Regions from separate parts of the Homo sapiens genome. Here region 1 is linked to region 2. Evidence: read pairs that join two places in POLR2A ChIA-PET (ENCODE). Cell type or tissue: GM12878. All regions are shown on one strand. Links, peaks and the distances in the headings refer to the core of each region. The heading gives the core; the rest is flanking DNA.

The links. Peaks named below come from ENCODE experiments on the same cell type or tissue, not always from the same donor. Only the 100,000 strongest peaks of a DNase experiment are listed, where the experiment ranks them.
Region 1: POLR2A ChIA-PET joins it to region 2 with 10 read pairs; 9 of 35 experiments call an interaction of 5 or more read pairs at or near these places.

The regions. Positions count from the first base shown.
Region 1 is chr21:33,405,591-33,408,090 of GRCh38, reverse strand. The region is part of intron 1 of IFNGR2 (interferon gamma receptor 2); the gene reads right to left. Among named protein-coding and RNA genes, the nearest start is that of IFNGR2, 3.4 kb to the right of the region's middle. In GM12878, for the core only: no CTCF peak of the experiment used is centred there; no DNase peak of the experiment used is centred there; H3K4me3 peaks cover 2,097 bases; H3K27ac peaks cover 2,076 bases.
Region 2 is chr21:33,194,691-33,211,160 of GRCh38, reverse strand. LOC105372787 (a long non-coding RNA gene) reads left to right here and starts at 15,644. Exons shown (of 3, transcript XR_937675.3): 1 at 15,644-15,850. RefSeq lists a silencer at 5,463-5,522. In GM12878, for the core only: no CTCF peak of the experiment used is centred there; DNase peaks (open chromatin) are centred at 5,994 and 7,050; H3K4me3 peaks cover 504 bases; H3K27ac peaks cover 739 bases.

The DNA of each region.
Region 1 (2,500 bases), core at 1-2,500, 200 kb before region 2:
AAGGACTGACCCTTTAGGATCTTTCTATTGGGGGCGGGGACATTATGATGAAAGTCAATTAGGTGAACATCATTGATCCCACCTCCATCACCTTGCAGATGAGAAATAAAAAGGCATTTTCTGATTCCTCAGCCATAACCAGGAAATTGTTCTCTTCAAGAAATACTAGGCCAGGCATGGTAGCTCATGCCTGTAATCCCAACACTTTGGGAGGCTGAGGCTGGCGGGGGTTGGCGGGGGGGGGTGCGGTGGGGATCACTTGAGGTCAGGAGTTCGAGACCAGCCTAGCCAACGTGGTGAAACCCCGTCCCTACTAAAAATATAAAAATTAGCAAAGCATGGTGGCAGGTGCCTATAGTCCCAGCTACTTGGGAGGCTGAGACAGGAGAATCGCTTGAACCTGGGAGATAGAGGTTGCAGTGAGCCGAGATAGCGCCACTGCATTCCCACCTGGGCATCAGGGCGAGACTCCGTCTCAAAAACAACAACAACAACTGGACATCAAGTTATTGACCTAGATTATTTGGCTCTTCCTATCAAGAAAGGTTTGACTTTCCAGGAAGTAAACTAGAGATATAACCTAGTTCGAAAGAATGGCTGAGAAAATTAAGAGAGGTAATGTATATAAAGCACTTGGCATCTCGTCTGACCAATAAATGTTACTATCATGATCGTTTATAAAGGTGGCAAAAGCATTCCAGCTACATGATATTTTCACTTGCTGAGATTATGAACACTCAGGAGCTTACCCAGTGGACATTCACATGCAATGGTTTTTAAGTTGCTGGGGACTTACTGTCTTTCTCGGTGGTCTCTAAGCATATGAGAAGCTCTGGCTGTTCAAGTCAGCAAATAATGATAAAAAATTCTGTGGCACAGTACATATCCAATCCCCTGAAAAAGTCAGCAGCACCTGCTACAATTACAAATAGAAGCCTTAATTCCTCAACACTCAGGTAACTAACTGGTCAGTTGATTTACTGCACTTGTGCTGTTGGTTACATTTTTCTATCTAGCGCAAACGGCCACTACTTAACAGCTCATGGCTACAAATTGCCACAGGTCCCATATTTTACATATTCTACTCTTACAGAACTCTAAGGGATAGATACTATGTCTCCCTTTAAAAAATCTGTTTCCGGAGCCAGGCTGGGTGGTTCACATCTATAATCCTAGCACTTTGGGAGGCTGAGGCGGGTGGATCTCTTGACCCCAGGAGTTCAAAACCAGCCTGGGAAACACGGTGAAACCTCATCTCTACAAAAAAATACAAAAATTAGCCAGGTATGATGGCGTGCACGTGTAGTCCCAGCTACTCAGGAGGCTGAGGTGGGAGGATGGCTTGAGCCCAAGAGGTTGAGACTGCAGTGAGCTGTGATCATGCCACTGCACTGCAGCCTGGGCGATGGAGAGAGATACTATCTCAAAAAAAAAAAAAAAAAGTTTCCAACACTTTTTTTTTTCTCTGACCATAAAAGCAATTTCAAAATTACACCGGTAAGTTATGGGAAAGTGTGAAAACCTTTCTACCACCCATTTGCCATATAATCATTGTGAATATTTTCACTTTGTGTTTTGACTAAAAGAGTGTTTCTTTTGAAGATATCCATTAGGTTTGTTTTTAAGCTGTTTAATGTGAAAATGTTCAAATAGTTGCAAAATAGAGATTAGTTTAAAGCACTACACTACTTTTCTTTTCTTTTTTTTTCTTTTTTTGAGACAGAGTCTTGCTCTGTCACCCAGGCTGGAGTGCAGTTGCATGATTTCGGCTCACTGCAACCTCCCCTCCCAGGTTCAAGTGATTCTCCTGCCTCAGCCTCCCAGGTAGCTGGGATTACAGGCGCCAACCACCACGCCCGGGTAATTTTCGTAGTTTTAGTAAAGAAGGGGTTTTTAACATGTTGGCCACACTGGTCTCTGGAACTTCTGACCTCAGGTGATCTGCTCACCTCTGCCTCCCAAAGTAATGGGATTACAGGCATGAGCCACCGTGCCCAGCTGCTACTACTTTTCAAAGGATCAATGGAGCCAGTTTTTTTATTTGTTTGTTTTTGTTTTTTTGAGATAGAGTCTTGCTCTTGTCGCCCAGGCTGGAGTGCAGTGGTGTGATCTCAGCTTACTGCACCTCTGCCTCCTGAGTTTAAGTGATTCTTCGGCTTCAGCCTCCTGAGTAGCTGGGACACAGGTGTGTACCATCACGCCCCCTAATTTTTGTATTTTTGGTAGAGACGGGGTTTCATCATTGTTGACCAGCCTGGTCTTGAACTCCTGACCTCAGGTGATCCGCCCGCCTCAGCCTCCCAAAGTGCTGGGATTACAGGTGTGAGCCACCGAGCCTGGCCTCACTTTTTAAAATTTTTTTATTTTGCAACATATCACATAGACCAAAACTTTTGTAGAATACAATTAAAGTTAATCATTAACAAGATGGACAGGTAGCTGGATGTTGTGGCAATGTCAGACTATAGTTTCTAAATACATCTTTCAACCTCTGGACTCA
Region 2 (16,470 bases), core at 5,670-8,169:
ATGAACCCACAGACCCCTCCTCCTGCTTCCCCCAAATCTGGGCAATGAATTCAGAATCCAGTTCCTCTCCTTCCTTTCTTTTTTATATTGCTTTATATTTTCTATATGTGTTCCTTAAATGTACTTTTAAAATTTTAGTTGTTTTAAATTTACAGTCTTTTGGGTCTATATTTTCTATATATCAAATTGCCAAGCCTCATCCTTTTGTTGAAGGCAGCTATCATCCACTCTACCTGACTGCTGTGTAATATTTCACTGTGTGAATAGATCATTGTAGGACACAGAATTTGAAGATGGCTGCCAAGATTCTGGGCCCTGGGGAACATACAGTGTTCAAACTTGAATCTAGGTGCTACTGTGATGGGTTTTGCAGACATAATTAATGCCCTTCATAATTTGCAGACATAATTAATGCCCTTCCTTGATTAGATCAAGGAAGGGAGCTTGATCTAATCACATGAACACTTTAAACCTGGGTCTAGAGTCAGAGGCAGGCAAGTCAGACATCCAAAGTAGCAGTGAAAATCTCCTGCCAGCCTTGCAGAAGATAACTTTCATGTCGTGGAAAACACCATGGGGCCAGCAACCTCTAGAAGCTGAGAATGGCTCCAGCTGACAGCTAGCAAGATGGTGGAGACTCACTCCTTCACCCTCTAGGAACTCAATTCTGCCAACAACCAGTGAGCTGGGAAGAGGGCCCTCACCTTCAGATGAGATTGCAGCCCTGCCAACACCTTAATTTCAGCCTGGTGGGCCCCTGAGTAGAGAACCCAGCCATGACATGTCCAGACATCTGACCTATAGAACTGAGATAATAAATGGGTGCTGTTTCAAGCCGCTACGTTTGTCATTTGTTACGTAGCAATAGAAAATGAATACAACCATAGTTTATTCTTCTCCCTTTTCTTGATGAGCAGTTGAGTTGTTTCCAGTTTTTGGTTATTGAGAACTGTGGTGCTATGAACATTCTTGTATGTGTGCAAGCATTTTAGGTATAATTCTTAGAGTGAAATTGTTATATCATAAGATATGTGAATTTTTTTTCTTTTCCTTTTTTTTTTTTTTTTGAGACGGAGTCTCGCTCTGTCTCCCAGGCTGGAGCGCAGTGGCATGATCTCGGCTCACCGCAAGCTCCCCCTCCCAGGTTCATGCCATTCTCCTGCTTCAGCCTCCCGAGTAGCTGGGACTACAGGCACCCGCCACCTTGCCTGGCTAATTTTTTGTATTTTCAGTAGAGACGGGGTTTCACCGTGTTAGCCAGGATGGTCTCGATTTCCTGACCTCATGATTCCCCGCCTCGGCCTCTCAAAGTGCTGGGATTACAGGCGTGAGCCACCGCACCTGGCCTAAAAATGTATCATTTAAGTTTTCGAGGCATAACTTTCTGTATTCATTGGGTGAAGTTCAAATCTTTTACATTCCTGCTGAGTTTTTTTGTTTACTTGACCCATTATTTACAATGATATGCTAAAATCTCCCATTGTGAAGGTGGATTTATCAATTTATCTGTATATTTCTATCAATTTTTGCTTTATATATACTAGGGGAATTAAACTTTTTATCATTTTGGGGGCCCTCCTCATCCTTCATATTTTCTGATCTATTTTATATACTATGACTGACCATACGTCCTGATTTGCCTGAGACAGTCCTAGTTTACTCTGTCTTTTCCTGATATAATTCTTAAATAATACCTTTTACTCTCAAAGGTATTCTGATTTAGACAATTATATATAGTAAATCTAATTTTATATAATTTAACATTATGATACAAATATTCCTGATCTATACTTTTAAGTCCAGGCAAGTGTAAGTCTCTTTTTTCTTGTTCATTGGTCTTAGAATTTTTTTTTTTTTTTAAATCAGAGTCTCGCTCTGTCACACAGGTTGGAGTGGAGTGGCTTGATCTCGGCTCACTGCAACCTCCATCTCCTGGGTTTCAGTGATTCTCATGCCTCAGCCTCCTGAGTAGCTGGGACTACAGGTGCACACCACCACATCCAGCTAATTTTTGTATTTTTAGTAGAGATGAGGTTTTGCCATGTTGGCCAGGGTGGTCTCAAACTCCTGGCCTCAAGCGATTCTCCTGCCTTGGCCTCCATAAGTGCTGGGATTATAGGCATGAGCCACCACACCCAGCCTGGTCTTAGAATTTTAAAAATTTGTTGTTTACTACAACCAACTTTTGTAAGGTATTTGATTATTTTTATTTGTTTCTCCAGCAACTCTTTGATTTGTTTCTCTACTTATTCAAGTTTTGAGGTCTTATATGACTGAGAATATTTGTTTCATGCCCTGATACTTAATTAAAGGGCAGTTTGGCTGGATGTATATTTCTAGGTTCTAAGGTCATATCCTTCAGTACTTTGCTGATACTGCTCCATTGTTTTCCTGGATCCACTGATGCTGTGGGGAAATCTGGTGTCATTCTCGATGTTGGTCCTTTGTATGATTTACTCTGCAGAATTTTCTTTGTCTTTCATAGTCTCATATTTTACCATAGGGTGTGATATATTTTTCTCTTTCTTCTCTTTGTCATTCTGTAGGCCCTTTCATTCTGAGGTATTTCTTTTTTTCTTTTTGAATTCTAGGAAATCTAGCTTCATTATTCTTTCAAATACTTCCTTCTTTTCATTTTATTCCTCTGACTCTCTGAGCCTTATCATATGGATGTTAGCATTTGTATGTAAATACTCCATTTTTTTGGCTTTTCTCTAATATTTTCTATTTTTTGTCCCTCATTTGAAGAACTTCCTCAGTTTGAACTTCCAACTCACTAATTTGTCCTTGAGTTTTATTCATTCTACTGTTTAGTCACATTTGTGAGTTCTTTCCTTCAACTACTATATTTTTTATTTCTTATGCGTGGTTCCTTTTTAATGTTGTCTTAGTATTGTTTCATTTCTCTTTATTTCCTATTAAGCTTATTAGGCTAATTTTAACTTCTTGGACTTTTCCAACATTTCCTCTTCTGATGGAATCTATAATTCAATTTTTTTTAAATGGTTTACTTCTCAACTATCTTGCTATCTTGACCTCATTCTCCATGGCAGTGGCGAGGTCAGTTGGCTTCTCTGTTAGGCAATATCTATGGAGAGATGGGGTGGGGACAGATCAGTCCCAGACAACTGCGCCACCCTCAGTTACTCCACACCCAGCAAAACAATGTTTCAGGTCAGTGCTCCATCTTTGGTCCCCAGGGAGGAGTGGTTTAGAAAGGGGCACTTTTTGGTTCTCAGTTCCCCTGGCCTGAGGGTTTGGAAGGGGTGGTGTTAGAGAAGGAAGCAACTGCCTAGGGTTTTTCTTCCCACCTGTTTTTTCCAGCTCCTCACAGGCACAGGACTTGTGAGATGCCTGAATTTTACTCCTGGGACATCTGGACACAGGTCTAAGTCATCATCAGGGTAGGGGCAGGCACTGTTTGTCCCTAGCATTGGTGAGGGAAGGGGCAAGGGCAGACACCCATAGTTCCTTTTCTGTTTTACCCTTTCCACAGCCACCCACTGATCCTGCTCCTGGCCAAAGTCCCCTGGCCCTTTCCCAGCTGTTTCCCTCCTGACACATCCCATGGATTTTCTCAAAATTTTGTCAGTTCTCTCTTTATAGTTCCTCCAAGGTTTATCTTAGGGGAATTGGCACTAGATATTTACTGAATGTCCGTTTGCAAGACACTGTGCTGGGAGCCGCAGCACCCATAGTCAATGAGGCTGGCTCATTCCTTGTCCACAGGGCTGCTTACAGAGCAGTGAAGATGGACATTAAATACTTTTGCAACTAGGTAATTCATGACATTTGTGGTCAGTTCTAGAAAAGAGACAGTCTAAGCACTTTGAGAATGCACAGGGATTTATCCAGGGGCCTGGGGAGGCTTCCTGGAAGAAGCAGTGTTGAACCGATGGGGAAGAGTGTTGGAAGAGCGATGGAAGAGTGTTAGGCATCGGCCATGGGAGGGAAGGGCAGGTGGGGAGGAACCTCTCAGGCAGAGGGAAGGGCATTCATTAAGGTGGGGTGGTGGAAGGGGAACAGAGCCATTGAGGAACTGGCAGGAGGTCAACGTGGCCAAAGTAAGGGGAAGTGACGCTGGAAAGGAAGGCTCCGGGAGACGCTGCAGGGCTGTCCTCAGAGGCAGGGCTAAGGATTTGGGCTGTAGTCTGAGAGGAATGGGAAGCCACTGGGGAGTTTAAGCCAGAGTGATAGGATCAGAGCAGCTGTTTTGAAGATGACGTGTTGCAGTGAGGATGGGGGCTCTGAAACAGGCAGGAATGAAAGCAGGGAGACCCGGGAGGGGCTACTGCAGGAGTTCAGGTGGAGATGACAGTGGCCAAGATTAGCGTGCTGGCAGTGGAGGGGAAGAAAAGTGGATGGGTGTTGCAGAATTTAGGAGCTGGATTGGTAGGATTTGGTGATTAGGTTGGGTGTGGAGGGAGAGGCAAGTACAGTCTGCCCTCGATATCCGTTGGTTCCACATCTGAGGATCAACCAACTGCTGATCAAAAAAATTTGGAAAGAAAGCCCCGATAAAACAATACAAGAATAAAAATAATACAAATTAAAAATATAGCATAACAACTATTTACATAGTATCTACATTGTATTAGGTATTATAAGTAATCTAGGGCTGATTTAAAGTATACTAGGCTGGGCGCAGTGGCTCATGCCTGTAATTCCAGCACTTTGAGAGGCCGAGGCGGGCGGATCACGAGGTCAGGAGATTGAGACCATTCTGGCCAACATGGTGAAACCCTGTCTCTACTAAAAACACAAAAATTAGCTGGGTGTGGTGATGCACGCCTGTAATCCCAGCTACTTGGGAGGCTGAGACAGGAGAATCACTTGAACCCGGGAGGTGGAGACTGCAGTGAGCCGAGATTGTGCCACTGCACTCCAGCCTGGCAACAGAGCAAGACTCCATCTCAAAAAAAAAAAAAAAGTATACTGGAGGTGTGCATAAGTTATATGCAAATACTATGCCATTTTGTATTGGGTTGGTGCAAAAGTCATTGCGGTTTTTGCCATAAAGACGAAAAAGGCAAAAACTGCAATATTTTTGCACCAACCTAATACAAGGGGCTTGGGCATCTGTGGATTTTGGTATCCCTGGGGGCCTGGAAACAATCCCCCATGAATACGGAGGATTGGCTTTATATAGATGACTCCCTTTGCTTAAATACCTGGCTTCATGGTGATGGTGAGCATAGAGGAAGGACATCTTGGAGAAGAAGCAGATTTACAGAGAAGATGATGAGTTGGCTTTGGACACGTTGACTCTGATGTGCCTGTTAGATGTCTAAGGGGAATACCAGTGCTCAGACGAGAGGTCTGGCTGGGCAGGCCTTGGCTGGCAAATGGTAACCGAATCTGTGGGAGTGGATGCCATTGCAGTGTTTCTCTATGGAGTGTGGGTATTGGCATGCGAGGATGGACAGTTCTTTGGTGATACTGCCTTCTGTTTGGTCCCTCTGCCGCCATCCACTGAACACTAGTAACACAGCATCCACGCTGCTGTTGTGACAACCAAAGCCACCTTCACACATTTCCCAATGCCACTTCCCCTTAAGAACTTGTAGTCTAGAGAGAGAATCTAGAATGAAACATGAAAAAGGCCTATATTGAGATGTTGTAGAGCAGGGGTGTCCAATCTTTTGGCTTCCCTGGGCCACACTGGAAGAAGAAATGTCTTGGGCCACACATAAAATACACTAACAATAACGATAGCTGATGAGCTAAACACACACACACACACACACACACACACACACACACACACACACACACATCTCATAATGTTTTAAGAAAGCTTACGAATTTGTGTTAGGCTGCATTCAAAGCTGTCCTGGGCTGTGGGTTGGACAAGCTTGATGTAGAGGAAGAGGAAGTGGCAAAAAAAAAAAAAAAAAAAAGAAAGAAAGAAAAAGAAAAGCTGAGAAGTGGCCAGAGAGGGGAGAAAGACCAGGTGTTACACAAAGCCCAGAAAAGAGGGTGTTTCTAGAAGAGACGAGGAAGGCCAATTGTCTTGAACCTGTTGAGAAGTCAAGTGGGTACCTAGCAATGATGAGGTCAGTGGTGTGTGGGGAGGAGTGTGAGCTAGCGTGGGCTGGGGTGAGATATGAGTGGTGACCTGGCAGGGGTGGGTCTTTTGTTCACTCCTGTGTGTGCAGGTCCATGCATTCATACGTGATCACTGCACATCCTGGATTTTCTAGGACAGTACCATTTAAAAAAATGTAATTCTGGCTGGGTGCGCTGGCTCATGCCTGTAATCCCAGCACTCAGGGAGGCTGAGGTGGGTGGATCGCTTGAGCCAAGGAGTTCAAGATCAGCCTGGGCAACCTGGTGAGACCCTGTCTCTACAAAAAAATACAAAAATTAGCCAGGCGTTGTGGCACACAACTGTAGTCCCATCTATTTGGGAAGCTGAGGTGGGAGGATCACCTGAGCCCGGGAGGTCATGGCTGCAGTAAGCCATGATCACACCACTGTGCTCCAGCCTGGGTGACAGAGTGAGACAAAAACACTTAATTTTTTTTCTAACAAAGGCAATTCATTAAAAAGTCACTTAAATAGAATTAACTTTATTTTGTTGTAGTTTTCATAGAAATCATATAAAACAGAAAAAAATAATCAAATTAAGACCCCCTTGTCTTAAGTCTTAGTTGAGGAAAAAACCTTTTTTTTTTTTTTTTTTTTTTTTTTTTTTTTTTTAAAGAAACAAACCCAACTGAGGCCAAATATTCTAGTGATGCAGGCATTGCTCAGACGTGGTCTAAGAAGCGTGCAGCAGCTTCAAGGGGAATTCTGGAAGGGAATTCCCACATTTTGAGCAGTGGCCACATTCCTGGGATAGGCGTAGAAGAGGAAAGCAATCTTGGCCCAGGTGCTTCTGCAGTGCCTCTCAGGAGGTTGAATTATCCACTAAGGCTGAATAGGGGCCCTGGTCTTAGCGCCAGAAATGTGTCTGCCCGGAACAGGAGATATGATCATCTGGGTTGAAAATTAACTAGGGAAGGACATGGTCCAGATGATTAAATTCCTCAGCAACCACCGAGTCATCATCTAGCAGATTCAGTCATGGGCTGTGGACTTCAAGTGTGTATTTTTCAGCCTGTAATGTCTCAAGTTGCTCCACTCTGTACTTCTGTGTATGAATCACCAGATATGATGGATTTTGCCCTGTGTTTATAGCTTCACCTATTAATAGCAGGGTTGACAGTTGAAGAAAGTTGAAGCCCAACACACAGACACACACACACACACACACACACCCACACCCACATCAGCACTTATCCTTGTGCCACATGCTCTACTTTATCCTATCCTATCCTATCCCATGCCTTTCTTTTTCTTTTTTAAAAAATGTTGTCTGAGACTCACTAATTTGATGTGTCATGACTCAGCTGTACTTTGGAAAACATTGATTTTAGAAGGCGGCAAAAGAAACCTGCAGGCCATTGTGAAATGAAGGGGTGATTAGAAACAAAAACCAGTGAGGTTACTTCTTAGGTCAAACGGAGCTGTGCCGACACTGTGAAAGGGTCTCTCCTCGGGCTGCCCTTGTCCCAGCTGGTGACGAGGCTCTGCTTCTCCCATTCTTGGCCAGGGCAGCCCAATAGTAAGGTGGCCTACTGCTATGGCTATGTCTCAGGACAGGGCACCCCTAGTGTGAGGCTTACCCCACTTAGAGGTCAAGGGCAGACCACAGGTCAAAGCTCCATTTCACAGACGTTTAAGGGTTTCCTTTGCCTCCCTCCAAGTCAGTGTTTTCTGAACCCCTGCTCAGGCCTATTAGTGGGTCCTGAAATCAATTCAGTGAGTCCTACTAAGAAGAAATGGCATGAAATGGAACAGAATAGAAAATAGCAGGGCACATAGTACATAGGAGGGAAGTAGTGACCTGTTTTGTGTGTGTGTGTGTGTGTGTGTGTGTATGTGTGTGGTGTGCATATGGTGTTATTGTCGGGGGGCTGTGGGGTATGTGGTATGTGTGTGTGCTGTGTGGGTGGTGGATGTGGTATTTGTGTGTTATGTGTGTATGTGATGTTTGCATGGTGTGTATGTGTGTGTATGATGTGTGTGCCATGGTGTGTGTGATGTGGGTGAATTGGATTGTGATCAGAAGTGGCTTGACCCCGAGGCTAGAACTTCGGCACCCCCCACCCCAACACAGCCCCGAGTCTGTTGGGGTTGGTGATGCGATCTCACACCCCAGTGTGGGTTAGGTGACCCTCCAATAAAGCCCACAGTACCCTGCATTTCCACCATCGTGACATTGCGACCCGGTACTGCGGGTTTGCTTGTCCCTCTGTGTGTGTTTATTGGGTCCCTCTGGTGCCTCCACACGGTGGCATCTAACATTACTGAACTCGCTCCATGCTGGGCACCGCTGTTCGTGCCTTCCAGCCACGAATTCAGTGACTCATTCTCTCACACCAACCCTAAGAGTCAGCTACTATTATCACCTTCCCTATATTGTGGACAAGAAAATAGAGGCCCAGAGAGGTTAAATAACTTGCCCAAAGTCACACAGTAAGTGGCGAATCCAGGATTCTAACCCCAACGTCTGGTTCCAGAGCCCCTTTTGTGACCACAATGCAGAAGGCATTCAATGAGAATTGGTTAAGATTGTTAAGAGAATGGACATTTTGAAACTTAAAATTACAATTAAAATATGATTTTTAAAAAGGGTAGATCTTATTAAAGAGAGGGTTCAGGGGAGCTGCTAGAAAGGATTGGAAATGACAGGTGGCATAGGGGCTGGAGGGAGCTGGAGTTCCCTACAGATAGATGCCCACCATGGCACTGAGTGGGTTAGAGGCAGCGTGGGGTGTGGGATTGAGGGGTTAGGAGAGGGCTGCAGTGAGGGTGGGCACTGGGTGGCAAAGGAGAGAGGGAGAGAGACAGAGAGAGCACAAACTTCTGCCCCCTGAGGGAGGGCATCGGGAAAGGGGTGTGGGGAACAGAAATGCCAAAGCACTATTGTGAGGTCATTTGCTGTGGAGTATGTGCCGTAATTACTGAGCCACACCCCACCCTGCCTCTCTACCATACTTTCCAAGGAGCCCACAGTGCTTCTTTTGTGTGAGTGGATTCCTCTGGCAGACTTGAAGAAGTCCTGAGGTTACAATAGTGTAAATGGGGAGATCCAAAGACAGGATGCAGGGTCCATGAGTTGACATCTTGGGTCGTATATTAAAGGGGCTGAGCCAATGGCACTTCCATCTCCAAAGGGAAAGGCCCCTGCTGACTTCTGCAGTCTCGAATCAATGGCTGAGAGATTCAGTGTTAATTCAGAACTACCTGCTGTTTCATTAGACCTGCCCCTATCCCCCAACCCAGAGGGGTGTGGAAAGCTTTGCATTGGCCAGGAGTTGTGGCTCACGCCTGTAATCCCAGCACTTAGGGAGGCTGAGGCGGGAGGATGGCTTGAGCCCAAGAGTTTGAGGCCAGCCTGGGCAACATAGGGAGACCCCTGGGGGTCTCTACAAAAAAATTTAAAAATTAGCCTGGCATGGTGGTGTGCACCTGTAGTCCCAGCTACTCGGGAGGCTGAGGTGGAAGGATCATTTGAGCCCGGGAGGTTGAGGCTGCAGTGAGCCATGATCGTGCCACTATACTCCAGCCTGGGTGACAGAGCGAGACCCTATTCAAAAAAGAAAAGAAAATAATAAAAAAAAAAGGAAAAGAAAAGAAAGGAGCAAGCCTCCTCGCCTTTTGAACCCAGGCACTGGCTTTCAATCTCTTTGAGAAATTAAATTACACCTCTAACATCCTGGTACACTCAGCAAGTCACAGTAATCTTATGGTAAAGTGAGTGCACATAGAATCCTACTTTAAGCAAAGGGCTGTTCTTTCTGGGTCCCATCTACTATAATGGCAGTGGTCATGGTCTATTTTGCATGAAATCTCTTATACATGATTTTGTAAAGAAGGTTATAACAATATTTTTCTAATGATGTTTGTTTGCAATAAAGTGATTGTAGAGCAAGATAATCACTTTATTGCAAACAAGCATCATTGATAATTATTTAGATACATTCATGCATCCTTAAGACAACCCTTCAGATATGGGTAGATTACATTTTGAGACAGCAGGGTGAGGTCTGTAGTGGGTCTATAAGCCAGTTAGCATGATAAGGGTAACCGCCATCATCCCAGCTCCAAGGCTGTAAGTAAGGGATGTATGGGACAAGAATCTGTTTGCCTGGGGAGGCTGAGGATGCGCCACTGTAGTCAGAATGCTATTGTCTAACCGTGGGGTTGATGAAGCACATCTGGTCCAGTGAGTTGTTCTCTGTGCAAATCCAGGCTAGCCAATCAGCAGAACTGCCAGGCCTTGGGTGTGTAAAGTTGGGACAGGAGAGGGGGGAATCAGAGGGAGGAGAGTCTATAAGACTGGTTTCAAAGATGTCTGGAATGGCTCCACTATCTTGTCCTTAACATTTGCCATTCTCCATTTGGTGGCCTCTGCAGATGGCTGCCAGCCACCCTGCATGTGTCTATCTTCAAGACTTCCTTCTATATCTAGATATGTGAACTTGCAGGATCTGCTGAAGGCAGGGACTCAGGTCTGAATTTCTTCCCATCTGAGCACACCATGGATGTGTGCCAATGTGGTGGTAGGACAAAGACTTTAAACCATTGACTTATTATGGGAGTCAACACAATGGGCAATCTAACCTATAGAAAACAACAGAAAAACATTTTGAAATGTATACATGTTTGAAAGGCTACTATATATAGAAGTCTTATCCCTCAGTGCCTCTGGGGGATAGGATTCATATATATATATATATTGAAGCCCAAATATCTATATGTTGAAGTCCTATCCCCCAGTACCTCTCAGAATGTGGCTGCATTTGGAGAAAGGGCCTTTAGGAAGGTAATTAAGGTAAAACGAGGTCATGGGGAGAGGGGGCTTTAATCTGATATAACTGATGTCCTAATAGGAAGAGGAGATTAGGACACAGACACAGAGGGGTGACCATGTGAAGACTCAGAAATCCGCCATCTATGAGCCAAGAAGAGAGATCTCAGAAGGAACCAATTCTGCTGACACCTTGATTTCAGACTTCCAGTCTCCAGAACTGTGAGAAAATACATTTCTGTTGTTGACGTCACCCCTCTATGGCAGCTCTAGTGGAATAATACTAATAACAGTTGCTGTCTTAGCAGGGCCTATAGCTCCTTTCATGTTAGGAAACGGCTCCCTCTGCTGGGTCTTTGTGTTAAAAGCCAAATGATGCCCTGAAAACAATGACTCATGTTTGGACGGTGCAGAACAAAGTGCTTAGATTCTTCTTTTACAGAATCTATATAGAATAAAGAATGTAGAATCTTTGTAGAGTTCTTTGTAGAATCGATCGCCTGTAATCAGGGTTGATATTGACAATATTTAGCAACTGTTGCGGCTCTCTACTGTGTCTGCCATTAACCCTGTGGATGCTGGACTGTGAGGCTGGGCTGGGGATGGTCCTGGGGTGGGACTCAGTGGACAGGGTAGTGTGGGGAGGATTGAGATGGGGACATTCAGGGAAGTGACTGTGTACCAACCAGTGCAGAAGGATCAACCAGGCTGGAAGATACAGTCTCAAGGCTGAAGATCCGTGTGTCATCATAAAAAAATAGTTTCCTAATATCTGTTCTATAAAACTATCTTTTTATAAAACATCTTCAACTTAGTCTATTGCTCCTGGAAAGAGCCCACAAACAAATATGCTCTTATAAGCAAAAAATCTCTTCCTGGTATGGTTCACGGCTCTCCAAGACATATTCCTTGTCAGTCGGATTCATGCTATTATCCTCACTCTCCTCCTGGCAGTCAGGTTGTGTTGCTGAAACTATAAACACCGCAAGTCTGGAGATAAGATTTGGTGAATTGCAGTTAGAATGTTGAATTTTCTATCACTTTCCGCCTTGTGTTATTGCTACAAAACCAAACCTATCTATCACGCAGCAAGCGCTAACCACAGCAGCCTCTGTGTTTCTACCCTAGTTTTTGATTCTCTATTGTCCTAGTCTCTTGCAGACTAGAAATTGTAAGAGGAGGCATGGTTAATTGAGGGTGGGGTAGAAAGAAGGAAAAGAGGAGGCTAGCAGGGTAGAAACATAGATGATATTGACACATTGAGAAGAGATTGCTAATCTACCATCGTCATTGCTGGGACTCGAGAAGGGCCTTACTGGGATCCAGCCAGGATTAGCTCAGCCACTGCTGCTGTGGTTAGGGTTTGCTACACGATACTCTTTTGAACACATGCCATGGGGACAGTTCTGCACTTCTGCTCCCGTCTGTGGTGTGACAAGGCCGGCTCTGTTCCCTTTTTCCTTCTCAGTCTTAGCTTTTGAGACGCCATGAAACTGACAGTACTGGTTCTGATTATGTGCAAAAACTGGATTCCAACTGCCAAGCATTTCTTTCTCAACTTCTGATTAGCTGCAACTTAGTAGTCATTCAACCTTGAATAAAACAATTTCACCTGAATATAAAAACACGTTTAAAATTAAGAAATTGCTTGCTTACACAATATATTATTCTTTCTTTTTCTGGCATCTTCCTTGCGGTTTAGATGTCATATCGTAACTTCTCCTTCCCCAAAGGGTCAATCCAACTCTAGTGTCTTGTTCCATGTGGGTCTTTTGTTCCTTCCACCCATAATCTAAAGGTCCCAAGGCACTTCCCCTATCCTCCCTCAGCCAAGCTTCATCCTTGGGCTCTGCCCTAGAGTAACTCAGCTGACATCTTAAATATGTCTGATCATGCTAGTTTGTATAATTCCTGTTTTCTGCATGCAGACTATGTGTTTTTCCTAACACACCAGCAAATATTTAGTAACTTTAAATTTATGTGCCAGTATTTTGCAAAGTGCAGTGGGGGGGTACAAAGAATTGAAAACCTGATCTCATCAACTGGAGTTGACTACACATATGTAGGTACGGGAAAGAGTAAGATATAGAGGGTACCACCTGTAGCTGGAGTACCTCCAGCACCGGGCGATGCTTCCCACTTCTCTCCTCTGTAATGCACAGGAAACATTATATTTCCAAATATGATGCATTCCCATGGGTAGCAGTTGCTCTGCCTCTTTCCCAACCAAGAAAGCCTATGGAATTTAGGGATTGTTGGGATGTGATCAAAGGGACAACCTTAAATATCCACTGTTTCTAAGAAGGATCCTTGTTTAGACACTTAGGAACAAATTAACTTATCCCCCTTATCCTGCCCAGCATCCATCAGTGGGTTAGGGAGGTATGGCAGAGGATGGCTGGCAAAGATAGGGCCATTTTCTGCATACAGATCACACTGCAGAGAAATAAACTGAGTTCCCTAGCGGCCTTTGCCTCTGCACTGCTGATTGCAGTTGGTGCCACACTGTGCCAAGTGATAAGCTCTTGAAAAGGAGCAGTTGCGTCGTGTCCTCAGAGGAGGACTGTGTGGAATGTTTGTGTCTGCATATTCAAGCTTGTTGCCAGATCTGCTGTTTCTGGGCCTCTCTCATTCTCAACTTCCTTGTGTTGAAAAATGAAGATATGAATTCCTCTCTCACAAGGGCTGTTGTGGAAATTCAATAAAAGTAATTTTGTGAGAGCTTTTAGCACGGTGCTGGCATTCAAGTGGTTGGTTGCTCAATAAATATTTGCTGGGTGAAAAAAATCTGATATTTACTTCAGAGTTCACTATGTCATTTTTCTTAATGAAAGTATATCCAAGTAGATATCTTGCTAAAATAAGAACAGCTGGAAACTATCTTAAGTGGAATTGCCTGAAGAAGAGGTGTGTCCATTTTCATTGTTTTGTAGAGTTTAGTTCATCCAGCATATCCCTCGCTTCCTTTCCTTCTTTATAGGGTTCCACAAGGAGCTTTGCTGTGGGCGAACTGTTAGCTGGAGCTGTGATAATTAGGCCAAGGTCATGCATCTGTCCCTTGTGGGCCAGTTAGCTCAGCTTGGCTCCATGTCCATACGCATTGATCTTAACCCAGCGGCAGACTCACAAGTGTGTGACCGCATCCCAGAGGACTGCGGGGGAAGGGTTTCTGTGGATCAGGGCAAATCGCTCCTGCCGGAGAAGCACCTTCACGGTCAGCTCTCTTATGGTTATTATGACCTGAAGGTGGCGCTGTTTCTCAAGGAAAACTGGCGTAGGGTCGCCGACAGTCTATTTTAAAGTGAGTGTGAAATGATAGAATGTCAGAGTTGGAGAGAATCTGCGAGGTAATCTTTGGATCGATTTCCTCACTTTCCAGCCAAGGAAACAGATCCAGAGGGATAAAACTCTTGTCAGAAGTCACACCACAGATTCCTGACAGAGGCATGGCTAGACACGGGCCTCCCAGGTCATAAACTTTTACAATTTTCACTGCACTAAGGGTTTCCTGATCCTAAATGGTATCAAGCAATTAATAATGCTTAAAAGAAAACTGAATGAATCATTGATAACTAACCTGGTGATATTGTCAATGAATTAAGTTACTGAATTTCAAATGTCTGTTATTTCTAATCACAGGTCAGATTCAAGTTGTTTTGGCTTTTACTACAAAAAGCATCTTTACATATATCTGCAATTTAATGGATAATTTATTTTCCCTTTCCATACATCTGAAAGAAGAAACATAATTGGTATGAACAGCACTTAATTCCAGACTGACTTCTTTTGAACTGTAGGTAAGCATTATTTGTTTGAATGATTACAATTGAGACAAAATGTGGGTTTTTAACAGCTGCTCACAGATTGCAGGCTGATAATGACAGTAACTCTATGGCAGCTATTTGTAACCCCTACCCTAGTTCATAGAAAGAGAAGCATATTAGACAGTGGGCATGGCAAGTACCTCTCCGCAGGTGTGTACGGAATCAGAATTCAACTTTTAGAAGATTTCTGCTCTGAAAACAAATTATTTTTTAAAGTAAGCTTTTACTTATTTTGGGGGGTATGGTGAGTACTTGGGAACGTGAGAGAGTGTTTCCTACTTTTCTCATGGTGAGAGTTGACAAGATGTGAGGTTTGGAGCCTGTGTTGTAGAATTCAAGGTCATCAAAAAAGGCAGGTCTTGTGGCTCTGCTTGAGGCATGAGTTAAAACTTTTCTTATCATCCTGATCAAATACAGTTGTAGGAGTTGTCGCAGGGAGATTAGCACCCTTTCTCCAGTTCATCTTGGACAGGTGGTTTTTATTATTCTTGTATTTGGTTTTTATCCTCTTTCTTTCAGAGCTAAGGGAGACTCATCAGAATGGATGGTTTCTGAAATAGGAATCTATTCAAGATTTAGGAATATAGAATTTTTATTTTTTAAAACACATTACATTTCATTACACTGTCCAATGATATAACAGAACCACAGACTTTTCTGGTTGTGTCCTGCTCTTTATTTTTACCTGGATCCAAGCTTTCTTCAATGATTCTCTCTCTCTCTCTTTTTCTTTTTCTTTCTTTTTTTTTTTTTCTTTTTTGAGTTGGAGTCTTGCTCTGTCACCCAGGCTGGAGTACAGTGGTGTGATCTTGGCTCACTGCAACCTCCGCCTCCTGGGTTCAAGTGATTCTCGTGCCTCAGCCTCCTGAGTAGCTAGGATTACAGGTGTATGCTACAATGCCTGATAAACTTTTGTATTTTTTGGTAGAGACTGGATTTCACCATGTTGCCCAGGCTGGTCTCAAACTTCTGGCTTCAAACTATCTGCCTGCCTCAGCCTCCCAAAGTGCTGGGATTACAGGCGTGAGCACCGTGCCCTGCCTCTCTTCAAGGACTCTCTTTGCTACATCGGCATCACCTGGGAACGTGGTAGGGCTACAGAATCTTGGGCCCCACCTTGGACCTACCTAATCGTCATCTTATTCATTGGTGTTCCCTTCGCCAGGTGAGTTTTGCACTGACTAAAACACACAGATCTATCAGGTGAGTCGAAATGGCAATACTCATTTACCTTAGTTCTGCCTTTATTTTACTTTCAGTGTTTTATCCTTGTCCATGGAGTCACTCTCATTCATGCAGTTCCACAAATATTTTTTAAGGCCCACTCTGTGGCAGACATAATACAAAGGGCTGAGAATAAAGATGAAAAAAATCATTTACTCAAAGTATGTAGTATGTCATCCAATGATAAGTTATGGAGGAAAAGGCAGGCTAAGGGGGCCGGGAGTGTGGGAAAAGGGTGCAGTGGTATACAGAGTGATCAGCGAAGCCTTCTCCCAGGAAGGGGCCTCTGAGCAGAGAAGGGGAGGACAGAAGGAAAAGTCACGTGGAGGGCTCAGGGAACTACCTCCTCTGCCCTCCAAAGCCACTAGCGAATCGCTGTGTGCGAGGGTTGCCACATTTAGCAAAAATACAAGATACCTAGTTGCATTTGAATTTCAGATCAACCTTGAATATGTGTTGGGTATAACATACTAACTTTTTTTCTTTTTCTTTTTCCTTTTTTTTTTTGTTTTGAGACAGAATCTCACTCTGTTGCCCAGGCTGGAGTGCCGTGGTGCGATC